Linked DNA regions of Homo sapiens: region 2 is linked to region 1. A link is a contact called in ENCODE Hi-C or POLR2A ChIA-PET data. All regions are on one chromosome and are shown on one strand. Each heading gives the region's core, a stretch centred on a gene start or an enhancer-like site at or near the end of the contact. The rest is flanking DNA. Distances are from core to core; before and after follow the strand shown.

What was found. A loop is a pair of places that touch in the nucleus more often than their neighbours do. ChIA-PET counts read pairs that join two places held with the same protein, here RNA polymerase II (POLR2A). Pooled maps may share reads with other maps.
Region 2: a loop to region 1 is called in a pooled map, with 1.8 times the contacts of the local background. The contact joins two enhancer-like sites. A Hi-C loop is called at or near these places in 3 of 50 pooled maps. POLR2A ChIA-PET finds 5 or more read pairs at or near these places in 3 of 52 experiments (H1, PC-9 and activated CD4-positive, alpha-beta T cell).

What each region holds. Positions count from the first base shown.
Region 1 is chr14:55,073,712-55,080,471 of GRCh38, reverse strand. No RefSeq gene overlaps it. Among named protein-coding and RNA genes, the nearest start is that of MAPK1IP1L, 25 kb to the right of the region's middle. RefSeq lists enhancers at 1,564-2,065, 2,066-2,567, 2,590-3,089, 2,008-3,207, 5,751-5,880. Within about 2 kb of position 3,116, at least 11 of the 41 ENCODE cell types and tissues checked have a DNase peak (open chromatin) inside an H3K27ac peak, as active enhancers do; they include PC-9, where a contact is called at or near this core.
Region 2 is chr14:55,393,366-55,400,171 of GRCh38, reverse strand. ATG14 (autophagy related 14) reads left to right here. Exons shown (of 10, transcript NM_014924.5): 2 at 2,738-2,800; 3 at 4,190-4,232. It also overlaps a transcript of FBXO34 not described here and the pseudogene HMGN1P1. Among named protein-coding and RNA genes, the nearest start is that of ATG14, 15 kb to the left of the region's middle. Within about 2 kb of position 1,296, at least 5 of the 41 ENCODE cell types and tissues checked have a DNase peak (open chromatin) inside an H3K27ac peak, as active enhancers do; they include PC-9, where a contact is called at or near this core.

The DNA of each region.
Region 1 (6,760 bases), core at 1,867-4,366:
TTTGGTCTCACTCTGTCACCCAGGCTGGAATGCAGTGGTGTGATCTTGGCTCACTGCAACCTCCGCCTCCCAGGTTCAAGCAATTCTCCTGCCTCAGCCTCCCGAGTTGCTGGGACTACAGGCACACGCCACCATGCCTGACTAATTTTTTGTATTTTAGTAGAGACAGGGTTTCACCATGTTGCCCAGGCTGATCTCGAACTCCTGAGCTCAGGCAATCTGCCCACCTCAGCCTCCCAAAGTGCTAGGATTACAGGCGTGAGCCACTGCGCCCAGCCTATTTTTAAAAACAATAACAAGAAGCAAGATAGGGAAATTGAAGTGACTTGGGGTATGAGCTGACTAAATTATGCAATCAAGGGTTTTTCTAATTTCTCCTTTTGAGTAAATACAGGAATAATGTCCCATCCCCTAAACAGCACAGTGCTGAGACTAATTCTTTGACAAATATTAGGCACGTTGAAAGATATTAGGTTCATAAAAAGGAGACTTCAGGCAAGGCGTGGTGGCTCAAGCTTGTAATCCCAGCACTTTGGGAGGCTGAGGTGGGTGGATCACCTGAGGTCAGGAGTTCGAGACCAGCCTAGCCAACATGGTGAAACCCTGTCTCTACTAAAAATACAAAAAGTAGCCGGATGTGGAGGCACATGCCTGTAATCCCAGCTACTCGGGAGGCTGAGGCAGAAGAATCACTTGAACTCGGGAGGCGGAGGTTGTAGTGAGCTGAGATCGCACCATTGCACTCCAGCCTGGGTGACAAGAGCGAAACTCTGTCTCAAAAAAACAAAAAGAAAAACAAAAAAAAACCCAGAAAGACTTCCTCTTCCACCTGGCTGGAAAAATATGCCTAATAGAACACCAGGAAACCCAAATCTCCGTGCGAAGCGTCTCCCTCATATGGTTAGCCTGGAGAGCCAAGGGATCCTAAAACTTAAAACTGAGTTTATTGGAGCTCTCTGTATTGTAGATGGGAGAACAGCTAACTTAATCTAGTAGACAGAATATAGGGACAGAAACAGAGCCAATCATAGGTCTTCTACCCTATCATGCTCCGTTTCACATCCTCTGGCCCCAACACTATCAACATATAGGCAGGTATTGCTGCTCCTGACCCATACCATCCTGCATACAGGATTGTCTCTCCCCCTTGCCCTTTTTGCAGTCTCTTCTTGCACCCTTCCCTAAGCATATCTCCAGCCTGAATCCTGCTCAGCTGTCAAATTTCAGCTCAAATGTCATTTCCTCTGGTGAGCTTTCCTTGACTCCAGAATACTGTTACACATTATTTCCCCATCGCTCATTACAAATGTAATTTATATTATTTAGTGATTGTCTCTTCCACTAGCTTGTAAACTACACAAGGGCAGAAACCATTTAACTTGTTCAGTATTGAATTTCCAGGATGTGGCACAGAGTAAGTAGTAAAAAAATACCAGTTAGTTGCTCACACCAGTAGCCCTAGCTACTCAGGAGGCTGAGGTGGGAGGGAGTATCGCTTGAGCCAGGGAGTTTGAGGCTGCAGTGAGCTATGATCGAGCCACTGCACTCCAGCCTGGGTGACAGGGCAAGACCTTGTCCCCCAGAAATAATAATAATAAAATAAATAGGCCGGGCACAGTGGCTCACACCTGTAATCCCAGCACTTTGGGAGGCTGAGGCAGGCGGATTATGAGGTCAAGAGATCGAGACCATCCTGGCCAACATGGTGAAACCCCATCTCTACTAAAAATACAAAAATTAGCTGGGCATGGTGGTACGCACCTGTAGTCCCAGCTACTCAGGAGGCTGAGGCAGGAGAACTGCTTGAACCCGGGAGGTGGAGGTTGCAGTGAGCTGAGATTGCACCACTGCACTCCAGCCTGGCGACAGAGCGAGACTCCATCTAATAAAATAAAATAAATAAATAAAAAATAAATAGGCCAGGCGCAGTGGCTCCCACCTGTAATCCCAACACTTTGGGAGGCTGAGGCGGGCAGATCACCTGAGGTCAGGGGTTTGAGACCAGCCTGGCCAACATGGAGTGAAACCCCATCTCTACTACAAATACAAAAATTAGCCAGGTGTGGTGGCAGGTGCCTGTGTAATCCCAGCTACTCGGGAGGCTGAGGCAGGAGAATTGCTTGAATCCGGGAGGCAAAGGTTGCAATGAGCTAAGCTTGTGCCACTGCACTCCAGCCTGGGTGACAAAGTGAGACTCCGTCTCAAAAAAATAAATAAAAATAAGTAATAAATACATACATACCAGTAAGTTGAACGACTAAAACCTAGGTGCTAAAATATCTTTGCTCATTTATCTTAGGCCTGTTCTATCTTTCTTTGTCCTAGGACAAAATCTTATCAACTCCTTTGTCCAAAGCTCAAATCCCTCGAGACTCATTCCAGGAAGCCTTCTCTTGCCGATTCCCCAGTCAGAGTAGTTGTTGGCCTTCGTGGACACAGGCTAATCTCTCATGTAATCCCAAATGAGCTGGGAAAAGCCGTGCTCTTTTAGAATATGAGGTATTCAGAGTTGCTAGTGGGCCTGAAACTCTGTAATGAATAGCTCATGTGTACTCCCAAAACCCAGCAAGAAGGAATAGTGCAGCTGTGGGCAGCCAAGAAGCAAGTCGTGTTCACAGGTATGTGGCTGACGTCAGTGCGGATAACTCATGAAAGCTGTTCCAGGGTGGAGCTGTTCTCTGGAATGTTGGGAACACAGCTACTCAGAGGTACAATTGTGACACTGGACTTCCTCCCCAGACGGGGCGCCTGCCTGCCCTTCATCTGTTGCCGAAACTCACTCACATACCCAGGCCTGGGGCTTGCGATTTTTCTAATCCATCCCCAAGGTGAGCTGCTTTCAAACAGGGTGTGGAATTGATTTGGAAATATGGCCAGGTGCAAAGTAGCGTGAGGTGAGGAGACAGATGTTCTTTTGGACTCTCTTTCTCCGAGACAGGTCTTTTTCTGAAGTGCCTTAAAATATTAATGGTGCCCTGCGTGATAAAGGGGAAAGAGCATGGCTCTGCACTCCACAGGCTGTGAATTTTTACCCCTTGCTTATGTTGTTGTGAGGACACAGTGAGTGTGAGTAAAGGCCTTGGGTAAGGGGCGGGGCTTATAGGGCATTGCTAAGGGAGAAAACAGAAAACAAAGCATGTGGGTGACTGTCTGAGACATCACTAGTGTTCAACAAATGGTAGCTGTTTCACTATTAGGTGCTCCTCGGGTGTACTCAGAGCAATCCGTGCCTCCTGCATCAGTAACATCACACCTGCCTATTTTTCTGTTTCTTCTGCTAAACTGTAACACTCTTGTAGGCCCAATACCTAGAAAAATGCCTTTCAGCTCCCATGATAAGCTCACATCTGATGTCAGGTGCCAACTGCTTCACATGGATGACTTCATTTAATTCTCGTAACCCTGTGGAGTTAGGCATGAGTGTAATCCTCATTTTATTTTATTTTTTATTTTTTTGTGTGGAGTTTCATTTTTGTTGCCCAGGCTGGAGTGCAATGGCGTGATCGTGGCTCACTGCAACCTCCACCTCCTGGGTTTAAGTGATTCTCCCGCCTCAGCCTCCCGAGTAGCTGGGATTACAGGTGCCCACCACCACGCCTAGCTAATTTTTATATTTTTTAGCAGAGATGGGGTTGAAACCCCGTTGGCCAGACTGGTCTCAAACTCCTAACCTCAGGTGATCCGCCCGCCTCGGCCTCCCAAAGTGCTGGGATTACAGGCGTGAGCCACCACGCCCGGCCCTCATTTTATAGCTGAATAAGCAAAGGCACTACAAGGTTAAGTAATTCAGCCAGTGTGATCTATGTAGTAAGCAGTGGAGTCACGATTTAAACACAGCTGGCCAGGTTCCAGAACCTGTGCTCTTTACCTCTGTTTTTGTTTGTTTGTTTGTTTTCTTTTGTTTTTTTTTTTTTTTTTTTTTTTGAGATGGAGTCTCGCTGTGTCGCCCAGGCTGGAGTGCAGTAGCACTATCTCGGCTCACTGCAACCTCCGCCTCCCAGGTTCAAGCAATTCTTCTGTCTCAGCCTCCCAAGTAGCTGGCGCTACAGGCACGCACCACCACGCCCAGCTAATTTTTGTATTTTTAGTAGAGATGAGGTTTCACCACGTTGGCCAGGCTGGTCTCAAACTCCTGACCTCAAGTGATCCTCCCACCTCAGCCTCCCAAAATGCTGGGATTACAGGCGTGAGACACCACGCCCAGCCTGCTCTCTACCTCTATACTACGCTGCCTCTGTCCTCACTCTAATTATGTTTTTCTCATTTTTCTCCCTAATAGCACAGTGAAAAATACCATCCCTATTGTCTTCCGTATTTGTGGGGCTATCTTTATTCTGCGATTCTTGTTGTACTGGCTCAACATAATGCTTTACACAATTGAATGCTTGACAATTGCCTCCCCATTGGTGCAGAGCTGGGTCTGGCATGCTGGGTTTATGACCCAGTTATGCTCTTTCACAAAAACATTTCTGGATGCCATTGTCAGACAGGACACTAGACTGAGTGGACTACTGGGAAGACCCTTTTATGCTCTTGTGTTCTAAATGACAGCCCTGTTTCCTAAAGTAATTGAGATTTTCAGTTATCAGCATAAAAGGAAACCATGGATGCTAGGCACAGCCTCGTGCTACTGTTACATGCCTCAGACATCAGTCACCACTGAAGTTAGGCTTGTCTGCCTCTCTCAAAGACAGTCTGAGTGAAACTGGAGTTTTCTTTCAATATTAGGTTCTCAGGTCCCATATGCTTTTAAAAACATGTAAATTATATATGCAAGAGAATGACATATATTTGGAGTTAAATAAGTCAAATGAATACTCATGTATAGCCACCATCCCACTCAACTCAATAGAATATTACCAGAATCTCAGGCTAAGCGCGGTGGCTCATGCCTGCAATATCCCAGCACTTTGGGAGGCCGAGGTGGGTGGATTGCTTGAGCCCAGGAGTTTGAGACCAGCCTGGGCCACATGCTGAAAACCCATCTCTACAAAAAAAATCAGCTGGGCCTAGTGGTGCATGCCTGTAGTCCCAGGTACCAGAGAGGCTGAGGTGGGAGGATTGCTTGAGGGGAGGTCAAGCCTGCAGTAAGCCGTGATTGTGCCACAGCACTCCAGCCTGGGCGACAGGGCAAGACTCTATCTCAAAAAAAAAAAAAAAAAAAAAAAAGTGTGTGTTTGTGTGTGTGTATATATATATGTGTGTGTGTGTATATATGTGTGTGTGTGTATATATATCCAGAATCTATCCTCTCCCCACTGCGTCCTTCTCCCACTCCTCCCCCGGCAATTCTAACATGCTTTTCATTATAAAGTATTAGCTGTTTGAAAGCGATAATTTTTCTGATGACTACTGTATATCAGATGTGATTCCTAAGTACTTTGTGTTATAAAAGGTGCTAGCAGCAAAAGAATATTCAAACTTGTATTTTGAAGTTTCATTTTCAACGTGAACTGATACTGTCAGTGAGCTGCTTTCTATTCTAACTTTACAACCACAGTGCTGCAGCATAATAGTGTGCTGAGAACACGTGTCTTTAAATTGTGGATGTGCAAAATTTTGCCACAAATTGGGGACATGTACTTCTGTGGCAGTGACTGCCAGAATGTTAAGATGACCGGTGCTGCAGATGGGGAAGAGCAGATGCAAACAGCAGGAGTGAAGAGGTGACTGTAACATGAAGCCAGGGCCACAGATAGATTGTTTCCTGCAACACGTAAGAACTTTGCTGTGTAACTATGTGAGAGAACTCGGCCATGGCAGCAGATGCTCTCCTCAAACACCCTGATGAATACTAGTGTGGTAACACCTGAAGCATTTAATCCTTACAGGAGAGCCACAAGTTCTAGTATTCAAAAATGCACCTCAAGCACCAAAAAGTTGACAACTCTTACCCGGCCACTAGATATTTCTGAAATGATTTAACAAGTTTTTGCTATTTCCCTGCCATTCAAGTATCGTATGAAATAATAATTTCACTGTCCCCTAGTCCCTCTTTACTGTGAATTAGAAACAAAACGTGTATGTCACCCCAGGGTTGGAGGAAATGAAATGTAATTCTATTACATATTTGGTAATATTTATATGCAGCAGCCAGAGACCCTCCAAAATTGGACATAAGCCAGGCGCGGTGGCTCCTGCCTGTAATCCCAGAACTTTGGGAGGCCGAGGCAGGAGGATTGCTTGAACCCAGGAGTTCAAGACAAGCCTGGGAAACATAGCAAGACCCCATCTCTAAAATACAATAAAATGGACATAATTTTTGGTACTACTCAGTTTGTAAGGGGATTAAGTTGGGGGAAAAACTTAGGGCTTTAAGGGAAATTGCTTTCTGACTTGGGAGGGAAAAAGACATAATTGTGGCTATGTGGCAGAAACCTTTGGAGAGGTGCCCAGAAAAGTAGAAAGCCCTGTTCCAACCCTCTTTCTCTATCTAGCTCCTCTATCTTAGAAGACATGACTCCCTGTTCCAAGACTGGGACGTGCTTGCTTCTTGCCGTTGGGACTTACTGAAGATAATGTAGCTACAATTCAGTGACTTGGATATGGTTCTTCACCTTTATAAGATGCAGTCTGAGTAGCACCCTAAATAATATAGTCATCTCTCAGTATCCACAGGGGATTGGTTCCAGGACCCTCCTGGGATACCAAAATCCACAGATGCTTGGGTTGCTGATATTAAATGGTGTCGTATTTGCCTGTAAACTACGCACATCCTCCCTTATACTTTAAATCATATCTAGATTACTTAGAATACCTA
Region 2 (6,806 bases), core at 47-2,546, 320 kb before region 1:
TGGATGAGTGACTGAGTGAGCAGTTGCAGCCCTGACCCACGCATGTGGTTTGGTATCATTTGCTCTTTTGCTTTACTGACACCACCTATTTTTGATTTCTTTCATGAAGGAGGACGTGACTCATGAAGTATTAGGTTGGTGCAAAAGTAATTGCTGTTTTTGCCATTCCTTTCAATATTTGATACACTAGGACTTATCTTTTGTTTGTTATTCCTGCTGCCATCTGTATATTTGTAAGAGTTTGTTTCTTTTGTGTTTTTAACAAAGTCCAAGAAAATCAACCAGCTCACTATTAAGCTAGACACAGTTGTCTGTCTTCCCAATTTGTTTTAGAGCAAAGTGGCATTTTTACAACAGACCTCAAAGGAGAACTTTTATGGCCTCTGAAGTCAAGATTTGATTTTCCCTGTCAGTCCTTTGCATGGTTTGAGATTGCTAACTTGTGAGTTTATTATTTTCTAATTATCAGAACATAAATCACCCTGTTGTCTCACTGATATAAAAGTAAATACTATATTAGTCTCTCATTTTTGATACAAGGAAACAGAAGCATATAACAAGTGATAGGTCCAAGAATTCACAGTCAACTGCAGGAGAATTTATAATTAGATTTCTTAGTATTCTGGAGGATGCCTTGTTTTGTGTTGCAGGTACATAGTAAATGCCTGATAGACTGACTGATGAATCTATGGGTTCATCCACATTCCACATTGGTTTCTGAGTTTTCTAATACTGGTTCATGCTGTTGCCACCTTACTGGACATTACAGTGCTATTCAGTAGAACTTTCCACAATGATGGGAATGTTCTGTATGTACACCATCCGGTAAGTCATATGTGGCTGTTGGAATGTGGATGGCAGTACAACTGAGGAACTGAACTTTTAATATAATTTTAATTAATTTAAATTTAAATAGTCACATTATAAGTATATAATTCTGTCACATATAATATTGCCTATTTGCTTTTTCTGTTTAATGTATATTGTGCATTTTCAGTGACTATTAAATTTGTTAGGGTCATGATTAGACCATTTTATTTATTCCTCTTAGAAGCAGACATCTTGGGGTATGTTTCCAACATGGGATTACAGAAATAGTATTTTAGAAAGACTTCTTTGTCCAGAATATTTTTAGGTCTGTTATGGCCTGTTGAATTGTTTTCCTTTTTGCTGGGAAATAGCCAAAAGCCTATTCTTGAACACCACATCATGTTACTGCAGCATGAGTCATTATCCCTGTTCCCTTGAAAATGGTCAGTGGGTCACGTTCACTCCACAGTCAGTTGTATGATGTTAGTCATACAATTTTTTTTTTTTTGTCCATGCCCTTATTAAGCAGCAAGCCACATCTTAGGCACTCAGTAGCCATGTGTGGCTGGTGGCTACCACATTGAACAGCACAGATCTAGAAGACATTTATAGAACACTGCCCAACAGCTGTAGAATACACGTTATTTCAAGTACGCGTGGAACTTTCTCCACGGCATACCATATGCAAAGCCATAAGACAGTCTCAGGTTACAAGATCGAAATCACACAATATATTTTGTAACTACATCAGAATGAATTAAATTAGAAACAATAACAGTAAGCTACCTAGAAAAGCCTGTATATCTGAAAATTAAACAATATGCTTCTAAATAATGGATGGGTAAAAGAAGGATTCTTATGGAAGATTAAAAGTTTCAAACTAAATGATAATGAAAATACACAATATCAAATCTTAGGATATAGCTATAACAGTGCATAGAAGGAGATTTTAAACTTCATGTGATTATATTTAAAAGGAATAGAAGTTTAAAATTGACCTGAGTTATCACCTTAAACTGCAAAAAGAAAACAAAAACAAAAACAAAAAACCCAAGTAAGTTGGCAAGAAGAAAATAAAGATAGAAAACTGGCAAATAGAAAATAATAACTATGCTGGGCGCGGTGGCTCACACCTGTAAGCCCAGCACTTTGGGAGGCAGAGGCGGGCAGACCACCAGGTCAGGAGATCGAGACCATCCTTGCTAACACAGTGAAACCCCGTCTCTACTAAAAATACAAAAACAAAATTAGCTGGGCATGGTGGCAGGCGCCTGTAGTCCCAGCTGCTTGGGAGGCTGAGGCGGGAGAATGGCGTGAGCCCAGGAGGCGGAGCTTGCAGTGAGCCAAGATCGCACCACTACACCCCAGCCTGGGTGACAGAATGAGACTCCATCTCAAAAAAAAAAAAAAAAAAAAAAGAATTACTGCAATGTGATACCTCTTCTTTTTGATAACTTTTACAAGTAATTTTTTAGCCTATGATAACTAGCAATAAAATTAGTGAAAAAAAGTCTACAATTTTTAAAAATTTATTATAAGGAATCAGTTTATAGGAGAGAGCAGGATTGAATCCAGATTAGTAATTAAAATTTGTTTTCTAGTGAAAGCATCAATTTCCTTGAATTCAAATTCACTTTAGTGTTCTGATGTGCCTGTTTTGACAAATAATTTAATCTGGGCGGAAGATATCTATAGACATATTTTATAAACACAGGAAATAATTTTAAAGTTGAGGATTTGAGCTTAGTTTTAAAAGAACCAAATGGTTAGCAGTTGTGTGCACCCCGTTGAGAAGACGTGTATTTACTATCAGGACAATGACATTTTCACATGACTCTGCAGAATGATTGGTTCTTGGGAATTTGCATAGTCTCATTGAACTGAAAAAATGACCATTTAAATAAGACATTGAATTTTTTTGTTACAGGTTTATCGACAAGAAGGAAAGGTTAAGCCGACTTAAGAGCAAGCAAGAAGAATTTCAGAAAGAGTGAGTGTTTTGTTTTGTCTTTTAATTTGTGGAGGTGATCTAGTCAACATTTGGTTGAATTCAGTGCTGTGGTATGCAGATATACGGATTGCTAACTTACTGAATTTAGGATACAACCTCTTAAAGTGTAGGAAAGGAGTGCATGTGGGAGAGGTAAAGCAGGAGAAGTTACCAAGTTTCTAGAAAATACTGGCCTCAGATCCGGTGTGTGGTATACAGTAGATACTCAGTGAATCAAATCCCTGGCACTGATAATTGATGTGTGGGTCCAGGACAGTCAGCATGATTAGTAGACTTAAATTAGTGCTGGTGGCTCCCATAGGACATTACTGCTTCCATTTACCATTCTTCTTTTGTCCATATCAGTATTTTACAACATATGGTCTGCACATTACCTGTATCAGAATTCATTAGCTGAGTTAATGGTTAAAAATTCAGATTCTTGGAATCCTATCCTCAGAGATTCTGATTCAGTAGCTCTGGGGAGAGGCCTAGGAATCTGAGGTTTGTTTTTTTTGTGGGGGGGAATGGTGGGAATCTGAGTTATTAACAGGCACCCCTGATGAATCTCTGACCCCCTAGGATTGAGAATTGTCCTATAGAACCTTCTGGTATAAAACCTGCTCCCTAGATGCACCCTAGAGGTTTGCATCTCTTGTGCCTTCATTCAGTTTCTCTTTACCTCAGTGCTTTTCCTCTTCTCTGAGCACGCCCTGCCCAACTCTCAAGGTTCTAAAAGGGTTGTCTCTTTTGTGGCATCTCCCCAAACCATGCCAACGTGGATGTCTCACACCCCCGATGAAAACAGTTAATGCTCAGGCCACTGATTCCCAAAGTGTAACCCAAGCTTCTCTAGAGTTTGCAGTGGTCTGATAAACACATTCATGAGCAATTTAAATCTACCAGGATATTCTGTATTAGAGAAACTTGCTTGAATTTATTTAACTCTGCAATTTCCCTAATTACTCAAACACAAAAACTTTATTTTTCCCATAGAACATTTTATTCCATAGAACCAATATGTGGAGATGCTGGCATGTATCATTTCTTTGGGAACTATTAGATCATTAATTCTCTTGTAACTATTGCTATGAATTATGACGGATGGCAGTTACTGATGATGACTGAGGACAAAGGCTAAGACTGTTAGGCAGATTTATTGTGGACATTTGTAGAAAGGCTCTTAGCAATATTCAGAACTACAAAAGGAAGGAGATGAAAAAAATTGCAGAGAACAGGGAATTTGGAAAACACTTTAAATGCTAAGTCCCGTTTTGATATTTCTAGCCATTTCTAAGGACTTAATTTTAAGTGTTTGATTTTACATTTTTGAACTTCACAGAATTTTATTATTTTTAAGAGCTTATTTTCTGTCTCTTTTCCTCACAGAGTGTTAAAAGCTATGGAAGGAAAATGGATAACAGATCAGTTGGTAAGTTGTAATACATGTTCTTTTTACTTGAGGCTACATGTTTTTAAGTTGGTAGAGCTTATAAAATTATTTTTAATTAAAATTTTTAAAAATCGTATTTAGCAGTCCTCTACTTAATCCACTTGTAGCGTGGCTTTCTCAAATATTTCATCTAGTTACCAAAAATGGGGTATCGGCAATTAATTATGGAGCCATTGTAAAGGATAATTATGAAACCTGACATGTTGACATAGAAAAACAAAAACAATGGGCTGTTATTCTTTTTTGCAAAAATTATTTATCATACACACTCCAAATGGATTAATGATTAAATGTGTCAAAGAAAATATGGGTGGCTATTTACATAATCTTGGAGTGGGGAGAACCTTTATAAACCGTAGAGGAAAGCATTTTGACAGATCATATAACAGTTTAAAACTTCCGGCCAGGTGCAAGGGTTAATGCCTGTAATCCCAGCTACTTGGGAGGCTGAGGCAGGAGAATCACTTGAACCCGGGAGGCAGAGGCTATAGTGAGCCAAGATCGTGCCACAGCACTCCAGCCTGGGCAATAAAGTGAGACTCCCTCAAACAAACAAACAAACAAAAAATTTAACAATTAAAGAGTTTGGGAGAGGCGTGGCAGCAGCCAGGCAGCCCGGCTTTGCTGAGGCTCTAGATGCACTATGCCTCGCAGGCGCTTGGCACACGCCTTCCCTGCAGCCAGGATGCCCAAGAGGAAGGTCAGCTCCACTGAATGGGCCACAGAGGAAGAGCCCAAGAGGAGATCGGCACGCTTATCAGCTGAACCTGCTCCTGCAAAAGTGGAAACGAAGCTGAGAAAGCAGCAGGAAAGGATAAATCTTCAGACAAAAAAGTGCAAACAAAAGGGAAAAGGGGAGCAAAGGGGGAAAAGTCAGAAGTGGCTAACCAAGAAACTGAAGATTTACCTGCAGAAAACAAGAAACTAAAACTGAGGAGAGCCCCTTTGAAGTGTCAGTGCTTTTTTTTAGGAGGTGAAATCATTCTCTGGTTGTTTACTTTTTGGTACAACCAGAAGACAGTGTGGGATATTGAGTAGTGGGAGGCTTTTACTGTCTTGGGTGTCAGCTTAGCATTCCGTAGTTGGGGGGTTAGTTTTTATATCCTATAATACCAGGCATACTAAATGGCACTATGGAGTCACAGTCCTGCATTTAATGTATTGAACATTTTTAATTACTTCTGTTCCCGTGTTGTTTTTTAGTAGAACTGTTTCCTAAAGAAAACTGCTCCTTGATGATGGCTCTCCCTGTCAGAATTTCGTGCACTCTGTGAGCTCTTTGGTCGTGGTAGTCCTGTTTTCCTAATAACTTTGATACAGTGCTGTGAAAGATTGAAAATTTGAATCTGTAGTGTACATGCTATTCAGTTGTGAATTGGTGGGACATGCGTAACAGCTTATCAATGTGTGAAGATAGTGGTACTTGATGACTTTATAAGGAAAGTTTGCTTCCAGATTTTAAGCTGGAAAGTCACTGGAATAACTTTAAAAAAGAATTAAAATACATGGCTTTTAGATTTTGGGTATGTATATTAAGAATTGGGTACAAATTGAAATGTCTGTGTACTGATCTTCAACACAACCAGTGAAATCTCAATTATGAAGGAAAAAAAGGGCCAGGCACGTTGGCTCATGCCTATAATCCCAGCACTTTGGGAGGCTGAGGCAAGTGGATCACAAGGTCAGGAGTTCGAGACCAGCCTGACCAACATGGTGAAACCCCATCTGTACTAAAAATAGAAAAATTAGCTGGGCATGGTGGCACACGCCTGTAATCCCAGCTACTCAGGAGGCTGTGGCAGGAGAATCACTTGAACCCAGGAGACAGAGATCACAGTGAGCCGAGATTGCGCCACTGTACTCCAGCCTGGGCGACAGAGCAACACTCCATCTCAAAAAAAAAAAAAAAAAAATTATGATACTGTGTAGTTGTTAAAAAGAATGTGGTCAGTCTACGTGCTGTGGAATGATGTCCAAGTTGTATTTATTAATGGAAAAAAATAATAAACTAGGATAAAGTATGATTTCATTTATGTATTTTAAATATAAATATACTCTTATAAAATCTGCGCTGGGTGTGGTGGTGGATGCCCTGTAATCCCAGCACTTTGGGAGTCCGAGGTGGATTGCTCAAGCCCAGGAATTGAAAACCAGCCTGGGAAACATGGCAAAACCCCATATCTACAAAAACGAACAAAAACCAAAAATTAGCCAGGCATGGTAGTATATACCTGTAGTCCCAGCTACTTGGGAGGTTGAGGTGGGAGGATCACTTGAGCCAGGGAGGTCAGGCTGAAGTGAGCTGTAATCACACCACCATACTCTAACCTGGGCAACAGAGTGAGACCCTGACTCAAAAAAAAAAAAAAATCTGAAAAGATACACATTAAACTTTAATTTTAAAGGATTACCCCTGAGAAATGGGAAGGAGTCAGGCTAACAGTCACATTTTCTGTTTTTCTTCTGTAATGTGTAATTTTTTTTCACAACAGTAAACATTATTCATATATTTCTTTTTTTTTCCTCTTTTTTTTGAGACAGAGTCTCGCTCTG